2 separate regions of the Mus musculus genome follow, and region 2 is linked to region 1. The links are chromatin loops, found by intact Hi-C in ENCODE. Cell type or tissue: left cerebral cortex. All regions are shown on one strand. Links, peaks and the distances in the headings refer to the core of each region. The heading gives the core; the rest is flanking DNA. Region 1 has its middle 12 kb from the start of Zfr. Region 2 overlaps Sub1 (SUB1 homolog, transcriptional regulator).

Region 1 (16,391 bases), core at 5,069-10,068:
GCCACAAGGTGGAGCTCATCTGAGAAAGCCTGTCTTCAACTGCACCTTTGAGGCCTGGTTTCCTGAGAGACCTTGTGGAATACAGATAAACCAGGCAGAAAGCAGGTCACATTAGCTACTATGTATCAAGAAGAATAAATAGCAAGAGCTAGTTGGTTTTTATAGTCAGTTTGACACAAACCTACACATATTTGGGAAGAGGGAATCTTAGTTGTCAGAACGACTCCAGAAGATTCTCTTGTAGGCGTGTCCGTGGGCTCTGTCTTGATAAATGATTGGTGTGGGGGAGGCCCAACTCACTGGAGGTGGTAGTGCCATTTCGAGGATGGTGATCCTTGGTGCTAAGCAGTGCTCCCGCATGGTTTCCATTTCTGCCTCCAGGTTTCTGCCTTGAGTTCCTGCCCTCAGTTACATTAGTGATAGAATGTGATCTAAGAATTGTAAGATCAAATCAACCTCCACCCCCCCCCCCCCACGCTACTTTGGGTCATAGTGTTTATCACAGCGATAACTCTTAACTAGAGTGAAGAAGAGCAAGACTTGAGACCAGCCTGTGGTGAGTTTTAGACCAGTTTGCCCTGCAGAGTGAGACTGTCTCAACTTAGCCTCGCAAAAGAAAGGCTGTATTTCACATACTGTGAGAATCACTCTTTTAATGTATTTAACTCAATGACATTTAATACATTCTCTGAGGTATAGAACTCCCAGAGCTTGAAAATATTTTTCTCACTGTAGTAATGGAGTCTATGCCAATTAGCAATCATGTGTCTTCAGTTTCTCCCAACCCCTGATTGGGTATTTGTTTATTTTTCAAATTCTAGGGATTGAACCTAGAGCTTTGAATCCAAGTCTGTCTCCCCCATTTTTCTTTGCTCTGTGGCCCTGTCTAGGTTGCTATTTACAATGTAACCAAGACTGGCAACAATTCTGCCACCTCAGCCTCCTGTGAGGATTACCCAGCAGCTACACCTCAGGCCTGGCCATAGAAGTACTTTCTATCTCTATGGATTTGTGTATTTTGGACATATGAATAAACGTTAAGAACATCTATCTTTTTGGTCTAGTTCTCTTCACTTAGCATAGTATTTTGAAGCCCCATTGTCAAGTTTGGAGACAGTCTTGCTTTCTTCGTCTCAGTGTTGGGACTGTGGCTGTGGGCCATCACACTTGGTGCACAGGGATGGGAGTTCTTGCTATGACCTCTATTCATATTTCTGCTGACTCACACCTAGGAGGAGACTGTTGGTTTACCTTTTGAGACAGAGTTCCCTGATGCAGGCAGCCTAGATTGGCATCAAATGTACAATTCTCCCACCTCAGACTCAGGACTGTTGGAGTGATAAGAATGTACTACCATGCCCAGCATCTTTTCTTTAATATCTAAACTTTTCTTCCTCCCCCTGCCCCAGTTCTTCCCTAGTTCACACGTGTCTTGCCTAAGACTGCCTAAGCAGGCCACTGATCTTTTTGTAAGGGTCAGATCTCCTAAACCAATCTCTATGGAGATATAAGGAATCTACGATTTTTTTGAAATGGCACCATGTGAACAGTCCTGTATATTATAATACATCATCTCCAGTGGTTCTTTAAAAAAAAAAACCAGTAAGCTACGCAGAGGCAGAATTTAAATTTTATCGGCTTACGTACTGACTCCAGCAGGCCAATCCTTTATGATATATGGTGATCCCAAAACATGTAGGAGGAACCTCTCACTACATGTGATCTTGGTGGTAGGTCACCAGCTATGTTTGTTCTCCGCCTTAGTGCCTGTGGCTGTTTCTCCCTTATGAACTTCTAGAACATTCATCATTGTCTCCCTAGTTAGCCTCCCTCCCATTCTTTGCGTTTCCCAACTCATAAACTTGTTATTCCTAGCTGTGTATCTCTCTTCCTCTCAGGAAAGAACATAAGCCCCTCAGGGTCAGGAACTACATCTGACCGCTGAGTTTCCAATGTCTGCCACCATGCCTAGAATAAGTAGGCACTTAAATACTTGACAGCAACGTATTAAAGACATATGTAGTCAATACCTTTCACCACTACCACCCCCAGCTACCACCCATCGTGATAACAGGCGTATAAGGAAATACCAACCTAGTTTTGTCCTCCTGGTTCCCTTGACATTCTGACTCACCGTGTTCACTGCCAAATCTCAAATCCAAACACTAGTGTTATAAAGGGTTTCATTGTGTCGGTAATACATTCCTAAGAATTTGAAGAACTTGAAGAACTCCACACAGTCATGAGGAATAACTATTTAAAGGCATGGAGGGGCTGGCTGCAACTTGGTGGCACTACCGATTCCACGGATTCCAGCCCTAGCACTGCTAAAAATATATGAAGATATAAAAATAAATGCAGCTTGAAGAGTCTCAGCCACTGTGTTCTCACTTAGACACTGATAACCATATCAATAAGCAAATGCTAAAAGGCATATTGATTTGGAACGACACTCTAGAGCAATACTATCCAATAGGATTTTATTTCAATATGAAATCATTCTCTAACTGCTCAACATGGTAGCCATTACTGAGTACTTGAAATGCAACTGGTGTTACAGAAGCTATATAAATTTAAATGTAAAGACTTACCTGTGACTACTGCCTACTCTATGGGATAGTGTAGTAGTGGAATCTGATGATCCAAGTTCAAATCCCAGCTCTCCTACTAGCTGACAATGACCTTTGTGTGAAGAGTGTGTGTGTGTGTGTGTGTGTGTGTGTGTGTGTGTGTTTCTGGGGACTGGACCATTATGCATGCTAGGCAAATACTCCACCATTGAGCTTCATTTCAGTCTTGATAACATGAATTTGTCCTAATTCCTTAACATCCTTGTGGTTTCTCCTCACCAGGAGCCACCTTTTAACCGGTTAAGAAGGGCTGACTTGACAGCTCACAGGTGTTGATGCTTGCTGCCAAGTCTGATGGCCTGCGTTCTATCCCCAGGAGCCACATGGTGGAAAGAGAGCTGACTGAGGTTATCTTCTGGCCTCTACACATACATGCGTGTGCCATGTGCATGCGTGCGCACACACACAAATATGTGTGTGTATTTCTATCTATCTATCTATCTATCTATCTATGTATCTATCTATCTATCTATCTATGTATGTATGTATCTATCTATCTATCTATGTTAATGAAAGAGGCAAACATTTAAGAGATCATCTACAAGCATATCATCTAAGCAGTAATGTCTCTAGCTCATTCTCTGACTCTCTCTCTTTTTTTTAAAAAAGATTTATTTATTTTATTATGTGTAAGTACACTGTCGCTAAATTCAGACACCCCTGAAGAGGGCATCAGATTGCATTATGGATGATTGTGAGCCACCATGTGGTTGCTGAGACTTGAACTCAGGACCTCTGGAAAAGCAGGCAGTGCTCTTAACTGCTGAGCCATCTCTCCAGCCCTCATTCTCTGACTTTTATACTTCTGTCTTCCTCTCTTGGGATCTTTGAATCTGTTTGGATAATTCAGGATCACCTTAATCACATCTTCAGAGTTCTTTTGCTATGAACAATGGTGTGTATTAAGTCTGGGGTACCTCAGATACATGGGTCACGAGTATATTGACTTCCTGTGACCTTTCTGAAAGGTTTGTAATGTACCTGGACTTGCTTGTCATAACTTTCTCTTATCTTTTTTTTTTGCATTATTCAATTCCTTTTAATATTCCAATCCACAATTAAGTCTATTAACACAAATCTCTCTTATTCTAATTTTTTGATACATATGTATACTTTTACACAAATAGAATAACATCTTCCGGGGCTGGAAAGGTGGCTCAGTAGTTAAGAGCATTTGCTAGTCTTCCAGAGGACCTGAGTTCGGTTCATGTATGACTAAGCATATAGACACTTAAACACTATAGACAGCTATATGAATTATTAAAATTTTTAGCCTTATTTTACCTAGGACCTGGTCATCTGGCAAACCTATCAACTCACACTCATTTTCAAGTCTAGATCCGTGTGCAGACCATCCTTCCATAGGAAGCCAATGATAAGGCGCACTCCTGCAGACCTGCCTTTGATGCTGTGTTTCAGGTGCTTACTTTGGCAGCATATGTTCTAAAATTAGAACACCGTGTCTCCTCAGAATGCCCCTAAGCAGAGCAGCAGGGTGACAGTCATCAACACTAGCGGTTCATGCCTGTTTTCCACGTGACTGATCACTGACACAGGCCCTGATTTCCTTCTTTTTTTCCCTTTTCATAGGGAACCTGTGGGAAGCCACATATGTCATTACAAGGTGGCGCTGGCTACCGCTGGCCACCATGCATAAGTCTGGATAAACAACCAATGTGTACATATGCACTAAAGTTTTTCACCAAGTCACTTCCTGGCCCAGGCATGATAATGAGGCTCAGTAAGGTACTGAGAGAGAATCACCAATCAGATGAGAGACATGCAAATGAGGTATGATAATGAGGCTCAGTGAGGTACTGAGAGAGTAACCAATCAGATGAGGAACATACAAATGAGGTAGAATGCATAACCAATCTGGATGTGAGTCACACCTCTCCTAGGCCTATATAAGCAGCACCAGTTCTGGGCTCAGGGTCTTCTTGCCTATGCAGTAAATGCTCTCCCAATAAACGTGTTGCAGAAGACTCCTGTTGTGGCGTCTGCTTTGCTGGTGAGTCGGGCACTCACAGGAACCCTATGGGGTTGTACAAATAGCTACAAGAAGAGGGTGCAAGGGAAAAAGAACTGTTACCACAACATTCTGGAATTTTCTCTCTTTCCTCTCTCTTTCCCCTCTCCTCTCTTCCTTCCTTTTTCTTTCTTCTTTCTGTATTGAGGATTGAATCTAGAGCTTCCTATGGGCTTCTACCCCTGAGCTACATTCCCCTTCCTTTCTTATACTTTGAGACAGGGTCTACCCAAGTGCTCAACGTGGCCTTGGATACACTCTAGTGCAGGCAGCTCTTCCATTCGTAAGCCTGCTGCCTCAGGCTTCTGAATACCTGGGGGTACAGGTCTATGCCACCAGGCTCAGAGATTCTGCGTCATTTGCTTTTAATAGTCTCATTAGCGCCTAGTGAACTGACCCACCCTGATATGTACACATGTATGTGTGCATGTCTGCAGGAGATTCTGTTTTGGAATGCTGAACATGTTTAATTTGGTGGTTAGGAAATCAGATTGTCTTTGATTTGTGGTTGGCAGTTCTCATTGTCTGAGGGAACTTGATGTCTGCTGTGGTTTGGGTACTGTTTAAGTGTGCCTCCTAGTGGCTCGTGTGTTAGAAGCTTGATCCTCAGTGAGCGAGCAGTGCTGGGAGATAGAGCCTTTAAGAGGCGGGGCCTGGTGGAGATGCTTAGCTCTCTGTGTTGGAAGAGGTGGAGGTAGTTCTCTTAGGCCCTCTGAGTTTCAACTACACAAATTGTGTATTGTTCTCTGGCTCTGCCTTTGAGTTGTGACCTCTTCTTCAACCATGTGCTCCCCTCAATGTGGTACTGTCCACCCTCATCTGCCACAGCTTCTCACAATGTGACACTGCCCACTACCCACCAAGGCTCCCACAATGTCACACTGCCACCACTCACCACAAGATGACTGGTGCTTACTCTTGAATTTCTAAAAAATGAGCTACATTTTTTATTTCATCAATTTAACTGCCTCAGGTTTTTTGTTACAGTAATGAAGTAAGAATGAGTGCTGTAGGGTCTCATACTCGGTGGTTCAGTTTCTACCAGGACCCAGAAACTTCTCAGGAGTTGATTCTTCCCTGGATGAGTAGCTACTGACAGAGTTGACACAGTCTGAGTGTAAAACCTTAAAGGGTTTGTGCTTGATTTTGCTGCTGGTGCTCACTAGAGGACTGAATGTTCGTCTGCCACAGACATTGCTGTGCTCATAATGTCCAGTGACAAAGCTGCTGGAACTGGAACTTGGATCTGCCTCATTGCCTGTTCATGATGATACAGACCCAAACTGGCCTTTCTGGATGTAGAAGAGTGTAGCAGGAAGAGTGGGGCCAGTAGCCACAAAAGCATCTCCTGCAGGAGGACTTAGTTAAGGACTGCCTGAGAGACTGAGGATGGCTTACGCAGACAATGCTGGCCAGTCAGGAACTGCTGTTTAGAAGAGATGCTTTCCTGGGTGGAGGGGATTAAAGGAGCTTACAGCAGTGCTGGGGTGAGCTTGCTGCAGCAGCCTCACCTGCTCCTGGAATCTGTGTCATTGACTCTGTGCCACCTCACCCCCAACCCCCAAGGGCAGGCAGGGTTAGGCGGTGTGTAGCCTAGGGCCCAGGCAACAGGAGAGTATATCCCAACTTAACCTATGTTGGCTCAACACTCCTAAGATGTGTCCCAAGCACTGTGCTTTAAGGTAATGCGGGTTATGGGTACAGTGGATGTGAGTCTCTGTGAGGCAGCCTCGGTATAGAAGCTTTGTTGGGGCAGCTGCAGCCCAGGGAGTATAGAAAGGGTCAGACAGAGCTCTTCCTGTCCCATCCACGTGGACCCATTCTATGCTGGGTCCTTTTACACCTGTGTCCTAATTTCAAAACTTAACCAAAATCTGGTCTTTAATTGATGCTGAAACACTGCAGCCCTTAATTACGTTCTAGGTATGCCTCCCCTCCCCCACACCGTGACTTCACAGTTCTAGGTATGCCTCCCCTCCCCCACACCGTGACTTCACAGTTCTAGGTATGCCTCCCCTCCCCCACACCGTGACTTCACAGATGAGGGGCTTTAGTTAAAATGACCACTGAGGCTTTCTGGATGTCTGCTTTCTTAGTTGGCTAGTCACTGGGTTTTTAACGCCTTATCCTGCCCCTTCACTCCATTTTGTGCTCTCAGCCGCCCTAGTGCGAAAACCCGCGATGCAAATCCATGCCAGGTTCTTTCTCTTCATGGCCCTGGTCCAGAGCAGAATGAAGCTGTGGGTACCTCCCCCACACATGAGCAAGCTAATTCCACTCTTCGGCTTCTGCTTCCTGGAGCACATGGTATATTACACAGCACTAGTTAAGATCTTAGCAGAAAACAGATGGCATCTTCAGCTTGAGTAGTTTGATCCAACGTGCCAAGGAACAGAACAAGAACAGCCTAGAAGCCGAGGAAGAGCAGTGTGTGGAGGCGCAGAGGCTGGCCTGGGAGAAGGACCAATCCAGGCAGTAAGACCAGTGTGTCTGGGCTGTTCGGCTTAGCGATCCTTCCGTGGTGAGCCGTTCTTAGGCACACAGCTGCTTTCTGATTTTGCCTCCTAGACCCTTGCCTGTGTCATTTGTGTTATTTATCTGAGCTGTGGTTTCAGCAAAGGCCTAAGGATGCACTTTACCGCGAGGAAAACGTTCATCCACGCTGTGCCCCCTCAGCGCTGTGTCTCCGGGCGCTCCTTTGTTCGTGTGTCTGTAGAGTCATTCCAAATGCACCCTCACTACTGAGCTGGGCTCTTCACCAGGGTGCCTTGCGAAGCTATTCCTCTCTGTGAATCGAAGGCCCATTACAAATAAAAGCTGTGGTGTGTGGAAAAGCGATAATACCAAGTGACCACCATCACTGACGTTCTGTCAAAGGGCCAATGAGGGATTTTAGATTTTTCTTTGCTTGGTTTTGTTTTGTTTTGAGAAAGGGCGTCTCTGTGTAGCCCCTGGCTATCCTGAAACTAGCTCTGTAGACCAGGCTGACCTCAAACTCACAGAGATCCACCTGCCTCTGCCTCCTGAGTGCTAGGATTAAAGGCGTGCGCCACCAGTGCCCAGCAGTAGATACATTTTAGTTTTTAAAGTCACATTTTCTTTATTTCTTTTGCATACCTGTGTATGGACACACATGTGTTACAGTATATTTGTGATAGTGAGAGGACACATGCAAGGAGTTGGTTCTCACCCCAACCTGGAGATTGAACTCAAGTTGACAGACTTGGCAGCAAGTGCCTTTACCAGCTGAGCCATCTCACCAGGCTCTCGCTCTCTCTCTCTCTCTCTCTCTCTCTCTCTATATATATATATATATATATGCACGCACACATATATAATGTGTGTATATATATATACACATATATATATGTGTGTGTGTGTGTGAGTATGTACAGGTATATACGTATACATATATACACATATGCACATATATGTATATATATTATATATGTACATATTGTATATCATTATAATGTGTTGCCTCTTTATTGCTTAGAAACTTCCCTTTAAAATTACTATATTTATTGTGTGTGCATGTGTCACACACACATGGACTAGAGGAGAACTTGTGAGTCAGTTCTTTCCTTCTACCACGAGGGTCCTGGGAATCTAACTCTGGTCACTCTTACCTGCTGAGCCATCTTGTCAGCCTCAGCATCTCTATAAAGCAACAGCACATTTGTGCTCCTCAGGAACTGGAAAACATGTTCATGTCGGAGCATCTAAATCCTATGTTTCTCCAACTTCCTGATGCTAAGGACCACCTCTGGATTCCTCTATCCCAACAGATCCCCGAATTCCAGTGTAGTCTCACTAAACCAGCATTGCAGGTTGGATTTCGGATGGAAAGGATAGCTTGTGCAATAGGTTGCACAAGCTGTGTGTGTCTTCTCCCCTCCCTCATAAGCCTTACTGGCAAGGAAGCTGGGCACACTGTCCCCAAGACACACTGTCCTAACCCCAGTGCTATAACCTTACAGATCTTTTTTTCTTCCAAAACTCACAAGTTGGGAGCTTAATCCCTAATTCCACCCAATGAGAGTTGCTCAGAGCTGATGGATTGAAGCCACTGACATAATTCAGATGAAAAATGCCCCCCCCCCCCAAGACCCACAATTAAAGACATGGATGCTCATCCCAGTACTATTCGGATGCATTGGAAGCCCAAGAGGAGATGCTTAGCAGGGGCATTTTAGGTCATTGGGCATATGTCCTCAAAGGGGATTGTGGATCATTGTTTTCTTCCTTTGTCTCTCTTGCTTCCTGGCTTCCATGAGGTGTATATACAGCTTCCTCTGCCCTGTTCGAGTCACAATGGACTGCTTGTTGCAGTCTCAGAGTAATAGGGCCAACTGGACGTGGGCTAAAACTATGAAACCATAAGCCCAAACAAACCTTTCTTCTTTTTATGTTCATTCTTTCAGGTATTTTGTTACAGAAATAAAAAGGTGATTAATAGAGCTACTATAAAGAAGGCTTGCATAAGTGAGTTCTTTTTATTTTATTTTTCTTTCGCCATATGAGGACACACAGTTCTTCTTTGCCTTTTACCTTCTGTCACATAATGACAGTGAGGAGATATTTACTAGATGCTGGCCCCTTAACACTTATGGCCTCCAAAGCCATGGCCCAATACATTTCTACTCCCTGTGAACAGTCTACAAAACACAGAGTACAACAGAGAAACTGAATAACTGGCCAAAGAGTCCCATGCACATACTTCCCCAGGCACAGGCTGATTGTGAAGGAACCAGAGGTTGTTGAATCTGAGAGGCAAAAGAGACTGTACTTTTTCCATTACTTGATCCTGTGGTGGCTATAAAAAGTTTTCACTACATAATGAATTAATCTTTCCATTTAAAACTTAGTTCTGCTACACTGATTTGCATACATCTTTGAAATACAGTCATTTGTACCCTGGCTCTCCTCGTTCCCACCTACCTTGAGTCTGCTTTCTAGCTGTTAGACAGCCTCCTTGTTTCTCCTTCCTCTTCCCTCCCAGACTCCTCCTGCTCCAGTGGCCATAGCTGGGCTGGAGGCCAGAAGCCTCTGAACAATCCCTTCCTCTGCCTGGAGGAGTCTGGAGCAAGCCATTCATTTCACAAGATTGAGTGGGGAGACCTAGAACTGTCTCCTGGACGTGGCTGAGGGCCTCCATCGTCTGTCTTGTAAGATTTGCCAGAGGTGCCCACCCTGAGTGTATCCAAGTGCCCCCCTAAGCGGTGCCCACCCTGAGTGTATCCAACTGCTCCCCTAAGCGGTACTGGCCTCTGAATGCACTCAGAAGGGACATGAATGTTAGCTAGCATGGTCATGCTAGCATTTTGCTAGTTTTGTGTAGCAAAGTCTCACAGTCCTATAGATAACATTCCCTGTGATATGGGCTTAGAAGACAACATTGAAATATTGAAATACGAGAGTGTGTTGCAAGTAGACCTGCCAGGAGTCTGGGGGAGATGCCAGGAGTTCCATTTGCTTTGCAGAACCATTTCATGGAATCCATTAAGTTCAAGGGTGCATGTGGCCCAGACGCACTTCAGAAATACGTTTATATACCTACTAACGGATATACGCAAGAGAGTTCGCAGAAACAGCCATTCAAATGAGTCCCCAGTTGGACGCTACTCAAGCGTTTACTAACAGTCAAATGGTGAAATAGATTCTATCCATGCAGCTGGCGACTGGCACCAGGAGTGAAGGCTCTGCTGCCCCGTGGGTGACTCTCGTGGATGTAACCTTAACCTCCAAACAGGTACAGACTCTGCATTGTTGTTCGCATCAAGTTTGGAAGGTGAGCAGCACCGGCCTCTGCTGTAAGTTTAACTGGTTGGTGCACAGTGATTGAGAAAGGACTGATTGATATTAGAGTCCATTAAGGGCAAAGGTAACATAAAATTGTAATTTATAGATACATACTCCATAGAAAGTCCTTAAATTAATTCATGATTTACATATTCTTGAATGCACCGTTACTTTAACATAGGGGTTACTTAGTTAAAAAATAATTAATATTAGTTGCTCCACAGAACAGTGCTTCTCTTTCAACCTTAAATCTGCTTTGCTTCGATTTCTTTTTTATTTTTGTGTTTGTTTGTTTTTTTGTTTTGAGACAGAGGCTCATAGAGCCCAGGCTGGCTTTGACCTGACTATTCAGCCAAGGGTGACTTTGAACTCCTGATCCTTCGGCCTCTATAGCCCAAGTCCTGGGGTTACAGGCAGGCGTCACTGTGCTGTATGGTGGCGGGGACCAACCCCAGTGCTTCACGCATGCTGGAGCAGCATTTTACCACACGCCACATCCCACCCCTGTTTTTGTGGTTGAGACAGGGTTTCACGTAGTTTAGGCTGCCTTTGACCTTTCCCTAAAGCCAAGGATGGTTTGAACTCTTGCTTCTCCTGTCTCTGCTTCCAAGTCCTGGGACTACAGACATGACCCACTCAACTCAGCTCTATGCCTTTTGTTGTTGTTGTTATAGCAGATTTATTAAAATATCCTACTCTCTTCGGAATTATAGATAATTTCACATAGTGCATGTGTAACTGTATTAGATATATTAATTATACACAATGATGGGTTTCATCATGACATTGTCAAACATGTCTATAATGTATTTTTATTATACTCAGCCCTGTTACACTCTCTGTTCTGTCCACACATTCTCACCAACCCCTTTCTCACGTGTATAACTTTGAAGTTTTCCCTTTTTTTCTCTCTCTCTCTTCCTCCCTCCCTCCTCCCCTGCCTCCCCTTCCTCTTTCCTCAAGTCTCCCTCTGTAGGTCCAGTTGGTCCATTTGACCTGAACCCCTAGTGCTCCTGGTCCTCCTGCCCCCACCTCCCGGGACTGGCATTGCAGGTGTGTGCCACTGTGATCAGCTTTAGCTACTCAATCATCCATTTGTTTGTTTGTTTGCTGTGTGTGTGTGTGCGCGCGTGCATGCGCACGCAGACACGCATGTGCCATGGTGTGCGGGTGGAGGGTCAGGAAAGCTCTCTGGAGTTGGTTTTCTCCTCCTCCTGTGGGCTCTGGGGAATGATCTCAGGCCTGCTGAACAAGCACTTTCACCCACTGAGCCAATTGACTGGCTCCTAATTTTGCCTTTTTTTTAAGTGAAAATTTGGTCAGTACTTGGAAGACGGGCACAAATATTAGCAGTAGAGGCCACTTGGGCTACACAGCTAGAGCGTGTTATAATTGAGTGTCAATTGTCCTGTGCAGGCTCACGGGTTTGACCACCTGGTCTCCAGTGGTATGTTTGGGAGGTTGTGCCTGCTTGGGAGGTGGGGCCTAGCTTGAAGAAATGGATCGCTGTGGGAGGAGGTTTGAGGTTTACAGCTCAGCCCAGCTTCTTTGCCATTTGCTGTTCTGAGCTACAAGGAGTCTCAGCCCCCTGCTCCTGCAGACTTCACCTTGGAACTATCTGCCACTATATTCTCGCTATGATGGACAGGATGCCCTGACACCGTGAGCCCAAAGCAACCATTCTCCTTTGAGTTGCATCTTGTGAGACATTAACCATAGTTACAGGAAAAGCAATGACTTCACCTGCTTTCACAACAAACCTAAATAAATAAGAGTATAATTTTATAATTAAAAACCAATATGCTGCCTTAGTTGAAGAATAAAGCAAAGGCGAGAGGGCAAAGCTTCCTAGTACACTCATATGTCTTCTTGTATATTAGCGTTTGGGGGAACATTCTCGGGAAGACACTGTCCACACCAGAGCTTGTGCCTTTTGTAAGCTTCTCCAGGGATACAGCAGTTGCAAAGGCTCACTGAACTGGGCCAGGGACTGGCTAATTAGGACAGTGGTGATGCAATTTTCTGAAATGGTGAGATGGTCTGTAGAAACAGCAGATAGGAGGCAGCACAGCCATGTCCTGCCTCACGCAACATGACGTTTCCTTAGGGCCATGCTAAAACTGTCAAAAGCACTCAGTGTTTATATGTTACAGCCAACCGAGATTCTAGATGTGTTTGATTTCTTACAACACTTCAAGGTAGGGGTTGCTGTTAGTATTTTGGTGCTGGGGAGTGAATCTGGAGCTTCATGCAAGGTACTACTGTTGCCCCTGGGTTTTGTTGAGAAAACTGAATAGAGAAGTTAAGTGACATTCCAAATTAACATAATTAATAAGCTAAAGAGCTAGGGACTGAAGCCATTATCTGATTCTTTGCTAAGAAGTTTCTTTTTCTTCTCTTCTCTTCTCTTCTCTTCTCTTCTCTTCTCTTCTCTTTTCTTCTCTTCCTCTTTCTTCTCTCTCTCTCTCCCTCCCTCCCTCCCTCTCTCTCTCTCTCTCTCTCTCTCTCTCTCCCTCTCTTTCTTTCTTTCTTTCTTTCTTTCTTTCTTTCTTTCTTTCTTTCTTTCTTTCTTTCTTTCTTTCTTTCTTTCTTTCTTTTTGAGATAGGGTTTCTCTGTGTAGCCCTGGCTGTCCTGGAACTCACTCTGCGGACCAGGCTGGCCTCAAACTCAGAAATCCGCCTGCCTCTGCCTCTGCCTCTGCCTCCCAAATGCTGGGATTAAAGGCGTGTACCACCACTGACTGACATTTTTTTCTTTAAAAAAATTATTTATTTATGAGTACACTGTCGCTGTCCTCAGACACACCAGAAGAGGGCATTAGATTCCATTACAAATGGTTATCAGCCACCATGTGGTTGCTGGGAATTGAACTCAGGACCTCTGGAAGAACAGTCAGAGCTCTTAACCACTAAGCCATCTCTCCAGCCCTGCTAAGAAGTTTTACACAGGGCACAGAGAATGGTAACTCTTCCTTTACCTAAGTTCCCTTTGGCATCTAGATTACCTGGGACAGCTGTCATGGCTGTCTGTATCAGCAAGGGGGTGGAAGCTCTCTGCCTCTTACCCCAAAGCTCACCTTTTATATCAGTGAATTTTTAAAATTATATTTTTATGTATTTTGTAGGTGAGTATGTATGTTATTTTGAATGTAAATGCCCACTCATATGTTTGGATACTTGGTTACCAGCTAATGAAACTGTTTGGAAGGAATGGGGAGGTGTGATCTTGCAGGAGGAGGTGTTTCACTGTGGGTGGGCTTTGAGGTTTCAAAAGCCCATGCCAGGCCTAGTTTCCCTCTGTCTTTAGATAAGATGTAAGCTCTCAGCTACTGCTCCAGTACCATGCCTGCCTACCTGCCTGCCTGCCTGCCTGCCTGCCTGCCTGCCTGTCCTGCCTGCCTTCCCTGCCTGCCTGCCCTGCCTGCCCTGCCTGCCTGCCTGCCTGCCTGCCTGCCTGCCTGCCTGCCTGTCTGCTCTGCCTGCCCTGCCTGCCTGCCTGCCCTGCCTGCCCTGCCTGCCCTGCCTGCCTGCCTGCCCTGCCTGCCTTCCCTGCCTGCCTGCCCTGCCTGCCCTGCCCTGCCTGCCTGCCTGCCTGCCTGCCTGCCTGCCCTGCCTGCCCTGCCTGCCCTGCCTGCCCTGCCTGCCCTGCCTGCCTTCCCTGCCTGCCTGCCTGCCTGCCTGCCCTGCCTGCCTTCCCTGCCTGCCTGCCCTGCCTGCCCTGCCCTGCCTGCCTGCTCTGCCTGCCTGCCCTGCCTGCCCTGCCCTGCCTGCCCTGCCCTGCCCTGCCTGCCTGCCTGCCTGCCTGCCTGTCTGCTCTGCCTGCCCTGCCTGCCTGCCCGCCCCGCCTGCCCTGCCTGCCCTGCCTGCCTGCCTGCTCTGCCTGCCCTGCCTGCCTGCCTGCCTGCTCTGCCTGCCCTGCCTGCCTGCCTGCCTGTCCTGCCTGCCTTCCCTGCCTGCCTGCCCTGCCTGCCCTGCCTGCCTGCCTGCCTGCCTGCCTGCCTGCCTGTCTGCTCTGCCTGCCCTGCCTGCCTGCCTGCCCTGCCTGCCCTGCCTGTCCTGCCTGCCTTCCCTGCCTGCCTGCCCTGCCTGCCCTGCCTGCCTGCCTGCCTGCCTGCCTGCCTGCCTGTCTGCTCTGCCTGCCCTGCCTGCCTGCCTGCCCTGCCTGCCCTGCCTGCCCTGCCTGCCTGCCTGCTCTGCCTGCCCTGCCTGCCTGCCTGCCTGCTCTGCCTGCCCTGCCTGCCTGCCTGCCTGTCCTGCCTGCCTTCCCTGCCTGCCTGCCCTGCCTGCCCTGCCTGCCTGCCTGCCTGCCTGCCTGCCTGCCTGTCTGCTCTGCCTGCCCTGCCTGCCTGCCTGCCCTGCCTGCCCTGCCTGCCCTGCCTGCCTGCCTGCCCTGCCTGCCTTCCCTGCCTGCCTGCCCTGCACTGCCTGCCTGTCCTGCCTGCCTTCCCTGCCTGCCTGCCCTGCCTGCCTGCCTGCCCTGCCTGCCCTGCCTGCCTGCCTGCTCTGCCTGCCCTGCCTGCCTGCCTGCCTGCCTGCCTGCCTGCCTGTCCTGCCTGCCTTCCCTGCCTGCCTGCCCTGCCTGCCCTGCCTGCCTGCCTGCCTGCCTGCCTGCCTGCCTGTCTGCTCTGCCTGCCCTGCCTGCCTGCCTGCCCTGCCTGCCCTGCCTGCCCTGCCTGCCTGCCTGCCCTGCCTGCCTTCCCTGCCTGCCTGCCCTGCCTGCCCTGCCCTGCCTGCCTGCTCTGCCTGCCTGCCTGCCTGCCCTGCCTGCCCTGCTCTGCCTGCCTGCCCTGCCTGCCTGCCTGCCTGCCCTGCCTGCCCTGCCTGCCTGCCTGCCTGCCCTGCCTGCCTGCATGCCACTGTGCTTACCACTGGACTAATTCTGAAACTGTAAAGCAAGCCCTCAATTAAATGCTTTCTTTTCTAACTTGCCCAGTTTATGCTTTTTAATTTAATTAATTAATTAATTTTTGAACAACAATATTAAACTAAGACAGTGTGTGTCTATCTATGTATTGACACATGTATGTTATAGTATGTATGCAGAAGCCAGAGGCCAGATTTCAGTATCTGTCCTCCCAGCATGTGGGTCCTAGGCATGCTGTCAGGCACAATGACAGGAGCAATTACTCACCGAGCCGTCTCATCAGCCTTACCTGTATCCCCTGCAATTGCCTCTATAATAAATCTGTAACTATAATTAAATGTTCGTATGAGTTCCACGAGCCAGCCAAGCAAACAATTGAACTCAAGAATGGGTCTGTGGGACCTATTTTCAGTTGGTTGTTCAGAAGCACAGGTAAAACTGCAACTGGCATCTAAAGTGGAACGGAGGACAGCCTTGGATGCTGTGGGATCTGGTACTGTCTCCAGGTCAGTAGCATCAGAACTGAATTCACTCAGAGGACACTCAGTCGGAGCCCTCTACTTCCTCCCTGTTTACTCGCTCACTGTCAAGGAGCAACCCTGTCACCTCTAAGATTACGGAAGCTTTCTGTGTTAACCACTGTGTTATGAGAGCAGTGCTGCATCTGTTCATTTATTATTTAATATGGATGTGTGCCTGTATGTGTACTGAGTGCATGCATGTGTACCATGTGCATGCAGTTGCTCACCAAGACCAGAAGAGGGCACCAAGTCCACTGGAACTAGCGTTAAAGGTGGTTGGGAGCTGCCCGATGTGGGTGCTGGGAACAAAACCTATGTCCTCTGAAAAAGCAGCAAGTGCTTTTAACCACTGACAACGAGCCATCTCTTTACCCTTTGCTTTTTGCTTTTCATTGTGTTTTTTGTAATAGATGAATTGCAAGTATTATAAATAGAGGTAGGGTTGGGATGTAATTCCATTGATAGCTCGGCATGTATGAATCCTGGGTTTGATTATCAGCACCATATAAACCAGGTGGAGTGGTGCAGGTCCACCATCTTGGTAA
Region 2 (16,391 bases), core at 4,673-9,672, 130 kb after region 1:
CCAACAACAGTACACACTTCCTCCAATAAGGTCATATGAACTCTAACAAGGCCACACTCCCCAATAGTTGCAGTCCTGTGGGCCAACCATTCCAGCTCATTGGTAGCTAGCTGTTTCTGTTCAGCCAGCACACCCTTGGTAGCCTGGAGCTTGCTATGTGTAAACCAAGCTAACCTTGAACACAGCTGCCTGTTGCTGCCTTCTGAGGTGTTTTACTTTTTGATTTCTCTGAGTTTACTGCATTAGGCTGTAGGCATTTCATTTAGGTTGAATCAGATTGTACTGCTGTTATTTCACTTAACGCTATAGCATAGACAGGATTGCCTATATAAAGACTGAATAGTGTTCCATTGCATGTGTAAGCCATGTTCTATTTGTGTCCTCATCTAAGGATAGACTTTTGGGTTGCTTCTACTTCTTAGCTATTATGAATAGTGTAATTAAGGATAGTTAAGATCTCTTGGGAGACTCTACTGCCAGTTGTTTTGGATGTGCAGTTATGTGCCGCAAGTGTCAGTCAATTGAACACATACATATAAGTGAGGATACTCTAGGATTGGTACCATGGTGTGTAAGTTGTCTCACTAAGTACATTCTGATGCTCACACAGGAGAATCTTCTGAGTATTCATTTCTCAGAATATGTCCGGTCTGTTAAGTATATGTTTTGCCCTCAAAGCGGGATTATTGGAACATTATGTTTCTATTTTTGTCAAAGGACATCCATTCTATTTACTGTGTTATATTAAATTTCATAATTTTTAAAGTGAGACTGAAGAAAGATAGCTCAATAAGCAGAAATGCTTGTACAAAGAAAGACCAGAGCTTTAATGCTCAGCACCCCCCTGAGGTAGTTGGATTTGGCTGCAGATGGCTATAATCCCAGCACTGAGGGGCAGAAATGACAGCTCCTGGATACTCTGTGGTCTGCCAACTTAACAGTGAGAGATCTTTTCAAGGCAAGGCAGAGAATGATAAAGACACTTGAAGTCATTCTGTGGACATACATACATGCATGCACCCCCCCTTCCAATTGCAGTTGAATACTTATTCCAGGATTATAAGTGCAAGTTGTGAATATAAATTCAAAACCTCTCTTTATGCATTTTCTTTCTCACTCTCTGCTAGATTGGAAAGATGAGATATGTCAGTGTTCGGGACTTCAAAGGAAAAATTCTAATTGATATTAGAGAATATTGGATGGATTCAGAAGGTGAAATGAAACCAGGAAGAAAAGGTGAGGTTTTATTTCTTCAGTTTGATGTTAATACTGATTGAATGCTTGCCTTAAAATGTTACAGGGAATACAGGTTAAGGATTGGCCTTACTTGGTTGATCCTCTTATAAGCAGTTTGTAATGAAACCTAGGAAAACAGCATCTATTGTCACGTTGAATTGATCACTAACTTTAACTTCATTTTTATCAGTTCCTAGGCAGATTAGGCATTACTTTGGAAACTGTAAAATGAGAAGTAGCAAACTCCTGGGTTTAGTGTTTGCTTTGGATTCAGCTCTAGCAAGATGTTCTCTAATACAGAGTCCTTAAAGGTCTCTATCCCCTTAGTATTGGTGCTTTGCCCAGTTCAAGCCTCTTAGCATGTAGAAACAGTTTATTCTGTTACAAAGTAACTAGAAACCATTTGCACCAACTTATGTTTAGTTTTCTTGTGACAAAATAGGAGATAAAAGCAACTTAAGGGAAGAAGGGTTTATTCGACCCAGCCAGAAGGCAGCTGCTCACGTGGGGCCCAGTCAGGATGTGGAGAGAAGAGTGTCCTGGGGCTGGGCTTGGTGTCACTGAGGCCTTAGGCGGGTGGGGCCACCCACATTCAGGGCAGGTCTTCTTTCATCAGTTTAATCTGTCCACAGATACTTGTGGACACTCACAGAGGTGTGTTCATAATGGTTCTAACTAAATCCATTGAGTTGATGGTCAAGATGAACTGTTAACTTGTGCTCCAGGGAGCGTAGACAAAGGCGCGCACATAGTAGAGGAGGGACTGGTTGGGAAGAGGCAGGCGATGGGCAGGAGTGGGAAATGGGGCATAGCAAGGGAGTGGAGGGTGAGATACATTATATACATGCAGGAAAATGTCAGGTGAAACTGTTGTACATGGTCATGTTAAAAAACTTTGAAAAAGATTAACACTACACTACCTAAATTTATGTAGTTCTATGGGTTGATTTAGTTGAGGAAATGCTTTCTTGGGCCAGTAAGGTATGGTGCCTCAGCAGGTGAAGGCACTTGGTGCCAAGCCGTATGATCCAGGACCCATGAGGTAAAGGAGAGAATGGATACTACCTATACTGTGGAAAACTCTGTGGCACAGGGGGGCCCATACATGTATGCATGTGTGCACCCATTCAGTGAATAAATGTGTATTCTTTTTTAATAAAAGGAAAAAAATGTGTTCTTCTAGTACTAGTCTGCCCACTGTTAAAGGTGACACTTCTTTGATGCAGTTTTCAAGTGTGTCTTAGAAGCTTCCTTTTTTATCTTTACTGATTATTTCTGTCTGAGATTTCATTCAGGATTTTCCACAGTGGCTAATCCTTGATTTCATTCTTGCATATGTTTCCTAAGGAACTGACTTAGCCTCACAGGCTTCCTTCCTGCTGCTGCCTATTACATTCTCATGGTCCCTCAGCAGTTTTCTGAAAAATACATTGTTTGCGTGTATGGGATGTTGGATTGAGGTTTCATTGTACCTGATTTAAATATTATAACCACCCTTTGATGTGGAAGTCATATTTACTGATTAAGAAACTGAGTCTAGGAAAGGCAGCTAGGGATGGTGAAGCTGAGTGTCACTCTTGATAGCACGATTCCAGAGTGCACCCATACCCATCTGAATTGTGCACTCTGCCATGCCCCTTTTGAGTCACTCTAAGGAGTTTCCCAAAGTGAAATGGATGCTGATGGAAGAACTCAGCACAGAGCTAAACACATTGAAATTTGGTGGAAATATGGAACAAATGTTGGAAGAGACAGGATATAAAACTGCCAATGTCTGGATATAAATTTGCCAATGCCAAATCTGGTTCTCTATATGTTTGTGACAATCTTCGGATTGTTACTGTACTTATTGGTCAAAATAGGCATTATGTAGGTGCACTGTTGGAAGTTAAACTGGATATAAAATTGAACCTATGACTAAAAAATTTAAGATTTTAATATCAATATAGATCGCTCATAAAAACTTCAATATTCTGGTTGCCATTCAAAAGGCAGCTGGTGTAATAGAGCGTGTATGTGGCGTGCCTGAGATCTGGGTTTTGTTCTCAACACTAAAAATCCACATAAGTGAAATGACAGTTTTGATTCAAATATTTGTATATATCAAAATCCCCCAAAAGGCTTGATTTTCACCTTGTATTTCTTAAACCTTGTTTAGGTATTTCTTTAAACATGGAACAATGGAGCCAGCTGAAGGAACAGATCTCTGATATAGATGACGCAGTAAGAAAGCTGTAAAATCTGAGCCATATCAAACCTGTACTGTTGTAGTTGTCTTTTTACATTGGCTTTTGTTTTCTAAATGTTGTTTTCCAAGCTGTTGTATATTTGGATTGCAGAACAATTTGTAAGACAAATACTTTTTTTTAATGTGCATTATTAAAATGTTCTAAGTGAAGCTAATTGTCAAGTTTATTAAAGAGGATTGCTTTGTGCCCCCTACCTAGTGTGTAAAATAAAGTCAGATCATTACAATCTTAACTGTGGTACCCTTTTTTGATCAAAAAAACCTAGTTACTGTTTAAGGCCAAAAGAACAACTAGGCACACTGTTGAGTCAGCTTACATTCAGAAGGATTTGTATTACATTGAGTTTCTTAGATTGCTTTGTGAAATGTATACTCAGCCTTTTTCTTTCCAACCAGATTTACTGCGTTTTCCTCTCCAGGACTTCTCCCTACCACAATAACTTATCTTTTCTTCAGTTCTCTTAGTGCTCAAGTTTAAATCACTCTTTACTCAGATAGATTACGCTTATTTAGAAAGTCAAACTGTCAGTTTTGTTGCCTCCTAAGTCTACTGTGCTAATTACTAGTATCTGTTTGGCAACATGACTTATATGAGAACTCCAAGCAAGTGTATGTCATTATTCATAGTGCTCTGTGTAGATGTTGCTTAGTTTACAGAACATAGTGACTTTGATGTCTGATGAGCTGTCACTCAGTAAACATTTGTGCTAGGGTGATGGTTATAAAGTCAGATATTAAACTAGATTAGACTTGTAAAAAGTGTGAAACTTACTGGCCTACTGTTATATTCTAATAATGTGTGGATTCTATGTAGTCAGATGTGGCACTGAGCTCAACTGTGGTAGGTTCTGTGGGCAGTTTTAGAGTTGACTGTTCTACAGTTAATCTGGACAAGTGACTTCCAGACTTGATGTTAACTAGGTTTGATAGACATTTCCATTGGTTTTCATTTCAATTGTGATGATTAAGCAAGCAGACAGGCACATGTTTTAGGGACATTGCTCCAATGAAAAGGGCATAGTGTTCTGAGGGAAAATGTTTGCAAAGGAAAGTCACCACACTGAAGGGAGCTAGCCTGTGATGAGAAAGGAACTTTCTTGAAACTAAATGTTGTGCACATGATATGTTGGTGATAACATTAAGATGGGTCTTCGTAGAATAATAGCTAACAAGGACAATTTATAGATGTGAAAAAATGCTGCCACTAAGGGCTGCCATATCAGAATTGCACTGTCATACTGAGTCCCACCGTCTAAGCATTTTATAGAACTGTTAAGGATTAAATTTAAAAAACAGTCTGCCAGGCCTCATGTGGTTAACTGTCCTCCCCACAGATACTCTTTAGGTAACTTTTTAGTGTGTTACTCCAAATTGATACATATATATCAAAGGGTTTAAGATATATACCATAGCTCATTCTTGAGGGATGATCCTCTTATAATGTGTTGCATTTCATTGATTTTATAAAGTATTCCTTATTTGTCATGTAAAGAAAGGATAGTTAGAACATAAGACTGGTTTGGTGCAGATGAGGGGAGAATAACAGGTAAATTCCTGAGGCCATGTGTTATATGTACATTTCAGCTGTCCGATTGCAGAGATCTGCCGTCTGCTACCTAGGCATTGCTAGCTGCTTAGCATAAAATTCCATGTGGAAAGCTTTCTCGGGCATAATTTGTTAGGTTGATAGCTAAATACATTCACTAATGTTATACCAGAGTTGTTGTTATTTTTCTTTGTGTGTTGAAAAGGAAAATTGAGTTAAAAGAAGAGGAAGGACTTTTCAGATGGAAAAGAAAGGGTACAGTCCTTCTATTTTGCGTTCAGATGCCTTTCTCCTCAGTGTCTTAGTTTCTTTTCTGTTGCTGTGGTGAAGTGCCCTGACAGAAGCAGCCAAGGGAGAAAGGGTTTATCCTGACTCACAGTTCCATGTTCCAGTCCGTTGTCGCATTGTCACAGTGGCAGGAACTCCAGACATCTGGCCACATGGCTCCATAGCCAGGAAGCTGAGAGCTGTGATTGCATGCTCAGTTCCTTTTTGTCTCATTAACCTGAGCCCAGGAGCTGGAGTTGGCCACAGCAGGCAAGATGATTCTCCAGACATCATGCCTAGAGGCCTATCTTTTGGGTAGTTCTAGATTCTGTTGAACTAATAACCATCATAGTAAGTTTTCTCCCAGGAAGAAGGCTTGACATTTTAAGGCATAATATCTTATTTTGTAACACTAAAATAATTAGATCTGCTGCCAGGTTTTGCCCTTTAATATGCTCCATAGTAAGGCTTCCAAATGGGTTTTCCTCTTAGGGTAAAAAGCCTTTGGCCAATTTCCACAATCACTGAAAAAGAAAAACTCAGATTTTCTTTTGTTTGCTTCACAAATGCCTAAAATCTTGAGAAATACTACCTCCTTACCTAGTCAAGACGCTGTGATAACCAGTCTGTGCTGCGTAGTGTTGGAGTCAGCAGCGTGGGGAAAACCGTGGGGAAAGAGCATCCTGGTCTGGCTGCAAAGGGAGGAAGGGATTGAACAGTTATGTAAGCGTTCCTGACAGGAACGCTAGCACAGAGCTTGCCATAGAGCCTGTGAACGTCTTCAGAACCGTTGAGTTATATTTAGGTATCTTTTCTGAATTTCTTTGTGGTTCACTTTTTATAGAAATTAATGTAGTGAAACACTAAAGATTTTTTTCTTAAGAAAGGTATTTTTTTCCAGATAAACTATAATGTAAACATGCATCTAGTGAGAAGTATGTGACTCTGTAATTGTGGAATGACTGTATGCTTTGTTTAGTACATCTTCCGTGGAGGTGTCAATGAACCTATTATTCCACCTGTGAATATTTTAAATGTTGAATAAAAACAAGAAACACACCCTTTGTGTTATCCCATGTTCACACACCTGAAGATGGAGTGAGTTCACACACCTTTATCTGCTGTAAGTAATGTTTCTCTGGATGTTCTAGAATCTGTACTAGCTTTCAAGTGTTAAATCTGAAGACTTCGGGGACTTGGTGTGGGATTAATGGGAGCCAAATGGGAAAATATATGCAAATGCCAAGGAGTGCACAGCATCAAGTTTTTATCCTGCAAGTGCTGTGCAGTCTGATGCTGTGGTGTGTGTCTTAGTCACTGTTGTCACCATGACCAAGTCAACTTGTATAAAAGCTTCAGCCCATCATGTTCATGGCAGGGACCATGGTAGCACTCAGGCAGACATGGTGCTGGAGAAGTAGCTGAGAGTTCTACATCCAGATGTTTAGGCAGCTGGAGAAAAGATACTGGGCCTTAGTTGGGCTTTTGAAACCTCTAAGCCCAGTCCTAGTTACACACTTCATCCAACAAGGCCACACCTACTCTATCAAGAACACACCATCTAGTCCTCAAGTAGTGCCACTGCCAGGTGACTAAGCATTCAAATGTGTGAGCCAGGCTCATCCAAATCACCACAGTGCACTTGTATTTTCATTTATAAAATCCCTTTCATCTTGTCAAGTTGTATTACGCAGCTATGTAGAGAGCTTGTTCACATTTTTATTTATGAACTTCAATAAGGAGAAATAAACTTAGGACGTTTATGCGACTTTTAGCGTTAGATTTTAATAAAACGTGGACTTAAATGTCCTGTTAGAAGGGAAAACCAAAGTAGTACTTGAGCTTCCTGCAGTCTAGATGAAGTTAATAGGATAACAGATTTTACATACGTGCAGTATGTTGCATGTGCTTGCTTACTGCACAGTGGTCTGTTGCTGACCATTTAAGACAGGCCTCTGCCCTCCTGCCTTACGTACAGTCTTCAGAGTCCATAGTCTCTAGAATTGAACTCATTTTAGCGTTGGACTAATAGTGACCTGACCCTGTTTGTTCCTATGTTTTATTGCAGGCTTCTTAAGAGTTTGTTGCAGGCTAGAGTTCAGTTTATTATCTTCTAACAGAGAATTGAGAAGTATAGAAAAAGTCTGAAATGAGAGCAGAGTTTTATTGGCAAGCAGTATAAACTGAGAGGGGTCCCAGAGCTGGAAGACCCCCTAATGAGAGCTAGGCTTTTCCTTGGTTCCAAGTACCCACTTGTGGTGACCCCCTTCTCTCTCCTCTGTTGGCCCTATGGTGTTCATGTGTCCTTTCTGGCATGGGGCTGCGTTTCACAGCTGCAACAGGGCACATGCCCAGACTACTGCTAGTTAGTTGGGGTCCTTGAGCCCACTTCATGGTGTAGTGGGGAGGGAGAAATTAACGCAGGTGAAGAGGGAAGTGGGTTGCCCTCTCCCCTGGGCCCGGGGCTCCTGGATCACTACTGTAATTAGATGATGACATATACCACTTCCTTTCTCTGATTCTGACTGCACTTTGCCTCTGAATCTCAGGTGGATACAATAATATTCCTTGTTTGAGAAAAACTGGATCAAGTAGTTCTACCATCAAAACCTAGAACACATCTGAAATTGTGTGTTCTAGAAAATGCTAGGACGTTATAGTTTTAACTGTCCTGTTGATGGGTTTAGCTTCCGGCCTAGTTTTGTTTAGTTTCCTATTGCTGTGATATAATACCCTGGCAGAAACAAGGGAACAAAGGCTTTGTATTTGTTCGGCTTAGAGGTTCAGAGTGAGCATCATGATGGGGAAGACGTGTGGCAGCAGGTAGGGAAGGCACAGGGACAGGAGTAGCAATCTGGCTGGTCACAGTGCATCGAAGGTCAAGAAGCAGAGCAAGGACAGCAAGTGGGCCACACTAAGAGGACGGCACTCAGTGGGGACATTGGGGGCAGTTGAGGGAGTTGTGGGAGGGATAGCACTAAGGATGTTTGAGAAAGCCATTTGGAAATCATGCTTTCTAAATTTACAAATACATCTATATATACAAGAGTTTAGCTGGAGCTACCCTACGTAGGTTGCCTAGTATGGGATGCCTCTCCTTGAGTTGTTGGTCAGGTGACCCTCCCACCCACCACCACAAAAAAAAAAAAAAAAAAAAAAAGGCTGTTGCTCATGTTTGCCCATCAGAACCTGGTAAGACCCCGCTGCTGAAGACATCATATTTGGTAGCAGGACGTGGGGAAATCTCTGGCCAGCTTTCATAGTACCAGAAGGTGCAATGTAGGCTGTAGGGGGTAGGGGGCGTGAGTCAACAGTTTTACTTGAACTGTGAATTCTGGGAGCTACAGTAGTGACCATTGTGCCAAGATAATGGCTATGGGTGCAGCAGTTACATGTTACAGGAGTCACCATGGGTGCAGCAGTGACATGTTAAAGGAGTCATGACTTTCTGGTTGGAGTTAAGGCCCAGTGCCTAGGAGGAAATGTTAATCTGGCCAAGAACTAATGGCTAAGAGGTTCCAAGTCCCCACTGCTGCGAACCATAGTGGATGTACTACTGCTGTTCTGCTAAAGGGTCATAGTAGCAACGTGTCCTTTAAATTTGCAGCTCTGTCTTCATGGGAGAAGTCTCTCTGTGCAGTAGACACTGGTTAATGCAGAAACTCATATCTGACCAATACAGACATTATCTAGGGAGCGCTCAGTCGTAGATAGGACACCCATGTATAACACCCCTTTCCACCGGCTTGACTCCTCTAAATAATCCTGTCAGCACAAACTGGACTAGGTAGGTTATAAAAGAAATGAAGTTAGGATGGGGGTAGATTTGGGAGGAGTTGGGGGTGGGATGGCTATGATAAATGTTATGTGCAGGTATGAAATATATATACTAAAAGTGAAAGCCAAACCTTAAAGCCTTCTCCTGTGACAGATTCCAGCAAGGAGCTACCTCCAAAAGGTTACATAACCTCCCCAAAGAGTGACACCAGCTGGGGACCAAATGTTCAAACACACGAGCCTATGGGAGAAATTTCATGTCCAAAACACAACAGCTTTATTTTCTAAAAATGCACATTGGTATAAGAATGGTAAGAGAACACTTAAATACTCCCTCCCTCAGACACCCGTTCAAGACAGTCATGTTCCCAATGTCTTCTAGGGAAAGCTTTCAATCTAGGATTGGGGATCATTTAATTATGCCTTTTGATTTATTCTGGGAATTCTTTTTTCTCGATTTTCACAACTGTCATTTCTGAGATTTCCTAAGTGAGGTTCACTGGAGCTGACGACTCGTGGGGGGAAAGTGGAAGCTGTCAAATGCGGGAGAAAGTCTGTAGTTGGAAAAGTAGGTTGTCAATTAGGTGGCCCGTGTAGGCTGTAGAGGCGTGCAGGGCATGGGTGGGCATCCGAGAGGAGAAAGAGTTTACCTGCCTTCTTTTATCAAACACTTAGGTTGAGTCGGCTGGTTTCACGTTCCTCTCCTTGTGGGTTGTCCTGGCGTGACTTTTGAAATGCCACCCTAGACCATCAGCACGTTTTTATGCCTCAGGTTTGAAAGTGTCTTCTGGGGTTCAAGTTTGAATATGAATCCACTAAAAATACTCTCAGAAGTCCCAAGGCTTTCTTCAGAGACGTTAGTAACAGGATTTTTGTTATCTAGGCATCCATACCCACATTCATGTAACCTGGGAACTCTGCTGCTTTTGAAGATGAGAAATGGCTTCTTGCTCATTCTACAGCCATTAGTTATTAGGCAGAGGAGGCTCTTAGAAACTCTTGATAATTCAGCACAATTGAGTCCTCATGGTGGTCCCTGAAATAGAAGCCGCTTTCATCCGAAAAGCATCTCAGAAAGGTTGATGGTGTACACATTAGAGATGAATCCGAATTGCATCCAAGACTGGGTTTGCTAACTTATATTTATGTGCTTACTTTTTTGGGTCAGGGTCTCACTGTGTAGCCCTCGCTGGCCCAGAACTCACTACATACACCAGATGGAATTAACAGACATCCACCCATTTCTGCCTCCAGAATGCCAGGATTAAAAGCATGCATCACCATGCCTGGTCCACAGCTTTTCCCCCCTGTCTTTTTAAAACTGTAGCAGTAATCAGGGATGTGTGGGAGGGCACAGCTTAAGATTGCTTAGGATTCCTTCCTCTAAGTGTTGAAAAGTTGAACTAGACAGGTTTGCCTGCTAACTTTGTAGAACTATCCCTTACTGTGAGCTGCCCTGTGGGGAGCCTGTTATATACACAGATGTGGGTTAGGAGTCCACATTTATTGAGAACAGGGCTAGAGAACCATGGGTAGCAGCTGTGGGGCATTTATTTCTCCACCCGATTTTCATTCTCTGAGAAACGAAAAAACAAAACAAAAAAACCAGACAACATTTTGTACAGGAAGAAGTCGAGGTCTCCAGAGAATCGCTGATGTGGTCCAAATAGCAAAAGTGGCAGGGGTGGGATTTGAACTCCCATCTTTTAACTCTAAACCTTGAGCCCCTATTTACTTATGTCCTTGTGTAGCAGGCACAGGAGGATGGCAGAATTTTTTGTTAATTGATGTAGCAATGGACTTTATTGAAGTAACCCTTGCCCTAGTTTTCACTGTTTAGAATAAAGAGCTAGGATTAGCACCTGACCCGGCGAATCTTGCTGGGTTTCTTACGTCCATCTCCCGTTTCCCCACTGCTGCAGAAACAACAGTTGTCCACACGTCCACCTCCAGCTAGCTCAGATGACCCCTTGCTGATCCATTAAACCAGTAGTCTTTAACCTGTGGGTCTCAACCCCTTTGGGAAGTTTGGTATCAGGTATTTTCAGTACAATTCGTAACAGTAGCAAAATTACAGATAGGAAGCAATGAAGTAATTTTTATAGTTGGGGGTCACCACAGCAGGAGGGACTGTGCTACAGGGTTGAAACACTAGGGAGGTTGAGAACCACTGCTTTAGGCTAAGCTAAGAAAACCGACGGTACTAGTAAGATTTCATCCTGGCCAGACCTCATGAAGGAGGGACAGGAGGAGCTGGGCTTGAGTCTAAGGGCTGTGGTGGCTTTTGTCTGGTCTTGGCTGATTGCCGGGCATCCTGTGTATTATGACTATAAAAGCTTAACCATTAGTGAAGATGATGCTGGCAAAAAGAAGAAAAGTGCTAAATTCCTGACCTCGCTCCCTCTGTCCACTTTTACACAAATGATCGTGAGTCGGTCCACCATTGGCTCTGGACTCAGAGGCTCTTTACGGTGGGTGAGCGTAGGATGCTTTCTGGAACCCTTTCAGATTCGCTCTTCATCTCTCCTATCTGGCCGGCTGCCCAGGATGAATGTGGTAACACACTTTCCCCCTTTCCAGCCGTGGCCAGTGTGGATCCCTGTGGGGAAATCAAAGGGAGAGACATGAGTTAGACATTTGTTTCTCCAGCCGGGCTCCCTGCTCACCCTGGCTCACTGTGAGTCTCAAAGAACTGTGACTTCTTCAGTTTCCAACTTAGCTCCTTTAGCCACCCTGTTCTTTTGGACCTAATACTTTCAGGGGGTACACATGTTTTAATGTTGCTTACTATTCTCCATGGTCTCTATGAAGTCCTCTCCATTAGTGAGGGTTCTCTAGAAAGGCAGAAGGAAGTAAGAAAAGGCTTACTAGGAAACCTGCCTCACAAAGTCAGAGGTTGATTTTTAAAAAAACAAATCAATCAACCAACCAACCAACCAACCAACCAACCAACCAACCAACCAACCAACCAACCAACCAGGAACTCACTATGTAATCCCAACTGGCCTTGAAACTTGTTACATAGATCAGGCTGGTCTTGAACTCACAGAGATCCGCCTGTTTCTGCCTTCAGAGTATTGGGATGAGCATCTGCCTGATCATTGAGCTTTAAGATCCTACTTAGGACCACAGACTGGAGAAGCAGAGAAGCAAGGCTAACAAGGTTGAAGGCCCTACGACCAGGGCTAAGGGTGAAGCTTTCTGGTCCAAGGCTGGAGGGCTAAGACCTAGAGTTGCCATGTCCAAGGGCAAAGGAAGATGGTGTTCAACTTCAGGAGGAGAAAGGGGAGCGACAGAGGAGAGCATTCATCCCCCACCTATGTTTTTGTTAAGCTGACTTACCCTTTTTCAGAAAGAGAACCTTCCTTCTCTTCTGGAAATGCTGCCGTATTTAACTAACCAACCAACCAGGATCTTTACGGTGGGTGAGCGTAGGATGCTTTCTGGAACCCTTTCAGATTCGCTCTTAACTAGCGTATTTAACTAGCGAAGTGAGTTAGTTACTCCTACTCTAGTCCAGTAGACACTGCAACCAGATAGCATGACCTCGGTAGACCTAGTAACTATGGTTAAGTAAGTGGGATTAAAATTTTAGACACTTCATTGGAATAAAGGTGTGTAAGGAAAGGAGAAAATAATCACATAGAAATAAGAGTTAGAAACATTTATGACATCTTTGAATTACTCTCCCAGTGGTTGTAGAGCAGCTGTGGACCGGGTCAGGGTTGGCTTGGCTGTCAGGGCAAACACTGGTTCAAGTGACGACTGTGGTTGGAAGGAAGATGGGAGCTTTTGGTCTGGGAACTTCAAACCTCCCACAGGAGCAATTGTCACGCCTCCCTTTTCCCCTTAGCAAGACATATCCCAGCAGCTGCCGTCCCTTCAGTACTGGGACCTAAGGTATTACTGTAGATAACGAAAGAAGGAATGCTAAGCTTTCTCCATTCTGTACTGAAGAACCTTGGGAGTTTTGTGAGCCTAATGCCTCTACTAAGGAAGTAACACCACAGATGGCCCCTCTGACTTTTAGTCCAGCAACATGGCTGCTCTGGCAAGGGATCACATCGAAAGACCTTCGAGGTCTGTGATCTGGCTGGACTACAGACATGCCCTTAGTACACACCTTTAATTCCAAAGAATGAAGGTAAGGTTGGTTTGTAGACGAAAACAGCCATGTTTGAAAGTGCTGTATAATTGAGGGGCAGACAAAGTGACAGGTCATAGAAGGATTTGACAGAATGCGTCAGAGATAGGATATACCCAGCTCATACAGGAACAGCATAGGAGAGGCTACTTAAGAGCAGAGAGAGAGAGAGAGAGAGGGGGAGAGAGAGAGAGAGAATATGTATGACAGTTTTAGAGTCAGATTACAGAGAGAACAAGGTAGACATAAGTGAAAAACAGAAGGAGCCAGAAGATTAGAACATTGCCAAAGTTGGTTTGAGGCCAAGCAGAGCAATTCAGGCAAAAGCCAAGAGAAGCTGGATGGAATCACTCAGCTTGGAAGATTAGATTGTACAGAGGCCGGAAGCTTCAATGCCGAGACTTAGGGATAGTTAGAACAGAGAAAGAAATGCTCCGGGCTCAGCCCAAGCCGTGCCTTCACACAGCTTGGGCACAGCTCTCATCTCATTCCTTGACCTGAGGAAATAAAAGTGACCATTACACTAGTGTTGTGTGTCTTTTTGAGACAGAGTCTCATGTGGCTCAGTCTGGTCTTGAACTTGGTACGTAGTAGAGGAGGACTTTAAACTTCTGACTTACACCTCCACTTCCAGGGTGCTGGGCTTATAGATGTGCATCATCACAGTAGTTTATGTGCCGCTCGGGCTTGGGGCTCTGTGCATGCGAGGCAAGCACTTTGTTAAGACAGGCAAACCCTGACCCTTACGCTTCACTGTACTAGACACTTGGACTCTTTTTCCCACCTCAGTTACTTCGGGCTTGGTTTTACATTCATAAACTCCAAACCTATGAGAAATTTGAACAAATGGTTATAGGAAACCAATCTGGCTTCAATTTATGACTACTTTACGATGAGGTATACAGCTTGCGAGTAGCCAAATGGAAGGGTTGGCGGAGCATCTTTGTCTTCCCTGAGGGCTCCCGCTCCTGACACCATAGTATTCGCCAACACAGGTCTGGAAGTCCGTCCCCACCCCCCCCCACCCCCCCCATGTAGTACATTTGTAGTACATGAGAAATTTGAACAAATGGTTATAGGAAACATATTCTTCACTCGTTAATTCACAATGTTTTTTGTCTTGCTGTTTGAAAATAAATTGTAGATATATCTACGCACACATGTATGCTTCCATGTTTCCACTGAAAGAGTTTGGAGGTAAAGTACTTTTCCAAAACCGCCTGTAGTGGTTTGAATGAGAATGGCCCCCCTTGGGCTCCTAGGTTTGAATGCTTGGTCTAGTTACTGAAGCGTTTGGGGAAGGATTGGGAGGCATGGCCTTGCTGGAGATAATGTTACTAGAGGTAGGCTTTGAGAGTTCAAAAGCCCAGGCCGATCTCAATCTCTCTGCCAGATGCAAGCCCTCAGCGATTGTTCTAGTGGCATGCCTGCCTGGGCTAGCCTTTTCTTCTTTTGAGACATATTTGTTGTGCGGCCCGGAGTAACTTCACATTCACAAGCCTCCTGCTCAGTCAACCAAGTGCTGAGAGTTCAGGTTTGCCCTGCTATGTCTGGCTTCAATTTATGACTACTTTACGATGAGGTATACAGCTTGCGAGTAGCCAAATGGAAGGGTTGGCGGAGCATCTTTGTCTTCCCTGAGGGCTCTCGCTCCTGACACCATAGTATTCGCCAACACAGGTCTGGAAGTTCCCCCCATGTAGTACATTTCTGTGGAGTGCCTTAGTTCTTTCCCCTTTAAGGTGATTAGACACTCTGGCAAAAGCAACTTGAGGAAGAAAGGGTTTGTTTTAAGGTTACAGTTGGCAGAGTGTGTTCCTACCATGTTCAACCCGCAAGCTTGGTTGCAAGATTACCTGAGCAAACCAGGTGGAAGTCAGTGAATGTGGAAGTCTGAAATGTGGCCAGGGCAGATATACAGGCAGGAAATGGGACTCCTGGTCCCAAGCGCCAGTTGGAAGCCTTATTGCAGGAGGTGGTGGCACACTTGACTATTGGCAGGTTCCATTCTCCTCCCTGTCTGGTGCAGACGTCTTTGAGGAAGCGTCTGTTGAAAAAGGTCTTGATGATTTATAAAAGCATCAGGCCGAGGAACTACTGTTGCTGATCGTCAGGTGGACTCTTCAGAACTCGATTCTCTATTTGTGACTGGAAAATTTGGACTCTTCTTGCTTTTTTTTTTTTTTTTTTTTTTTTTTTGTAGCGCCAATAGATGTTTAAACATAGGTGTGGCCTATGAATGGCTGCCTAGGAAGCCAGACGTATCGTGAGCTATGAATTAATACTGTGTACAGGGAGTTTCTTGATGGCTTTGGATCACACACTCAAGAGAGCTCCGTGCAAGGAAATCTGGAAAGTTCGTGCTGTGTCACACTTGAGACAGCTCTACCGCAGCTCAAGGAGCACGCAAGCAACAGGGAGACGGTCCTGCAGCACCACCTGGTGGCTAGGAAGGGGATAGAACGGTGACCACACTGGTCAAACTGGTGAAATAGATGATTTCCAGTCAGCTCGGGACCAGAACAAAACACAGCACAGAACACAACAAATATTAGATGAAAAACAAATAAACAAACAAACAAAAAATAAAGACATAATTTTTATTATTAAACCTGTCAAACTTTAACACTTCAGTTAATATAACTTCAATAAAAAAAGACAAGGAGGGCTGGTGAGATGGCTCAGTGGTTAAGAGCACCCGACTGACTGCTCTTCCAAAGGTCCGGAGTTCAAATCCCAGCAACCACATGGTGGCTCACGACCATCCGTAATCTGAGATCTGACGCCCTCTTCTGGAGTGTCTGAAGACAGCTACAGTGTACTTACATATAACCAATAAATAAATCTTAAAAAAAAAAAAAAGACAAGGAAAAAGCTGACCAATTTGTTCATAAAACGGATGGGAAAGTTGGAGTGTAGTGGCCACATCTTCATTATAAACGCTCTGATGTGATTTTGAACAAATGCCATAAATATAAATATTGCTTTACAGTAACAAATGAACTTGTTTCTTTTTAAAATGTATCTAAGTTAGCTGAGTTTGGTGGCATATGGCTGTAGTCCCTGACATTTAGGAAGCTGAGGCAGTGGGACTTTGAGTTTGAGGTCAGCCTGGGTTACATAGTAAATTCCAGGCTAGCCTGAGCTACAAGAGGAAGACTGTCCAAAAAAAA

Evidence for each region. A loop is a pair of places that touch in the nucleus more often than their neighbours do. Peaks named below come from ENCODE experiments on the same cell type or tissue, not always from the same donor. Only the 100,000 strongest peaks of a DNase experiment are listed, where the experiment ranks them.
Region 2: it touches region 1 in a loop (6-fold over the local background); 14 of 42 quality-filtered maps call a loop at or near these places.

What each region holds. Positions count from the first base shown.
Region 1 is chr15:12,097,228-12,113,618 of GRCm38, reverse strand. No RefSeq gene overlaps it. Among named protein-coding and RNA genes, the nearest start is that of Zfr, 12 kb to the left of the region's middle. In left cerebral cortex, for the core only: a CTCF peak has its summit at 5,266 (motif pointing left); DNase peaks (open chromatin) are centred at 5,129, 6,958 and 9,636; H3K27ac peaks cover 1,330 bases.
Region 2 is chr15:11,971,301-11,987,691 of GRCm38, reverse strand. It overlaps Sub1 (SUB1 homolog, transcriptional regulator), which reads left to right. Exons shown (of 5, transcript NM_011294.3): 4 at 1,128-1,236; 5 at 3,395-6,353. The coding sequence ends at 3,474. Among named protein-coding and RNA genes, the nearest start is that of 1700047G03Rik, 12 kb to the right of the region's middle. In left cerebral cortex, for the core only: no CTCF peak of the experiment used is centred there; DNase peaks (open chromatin) are centred at 8,220, 8,654, 8,871, 9,306 and 4 more places; H3K27ac peaks cover 2,526 bases.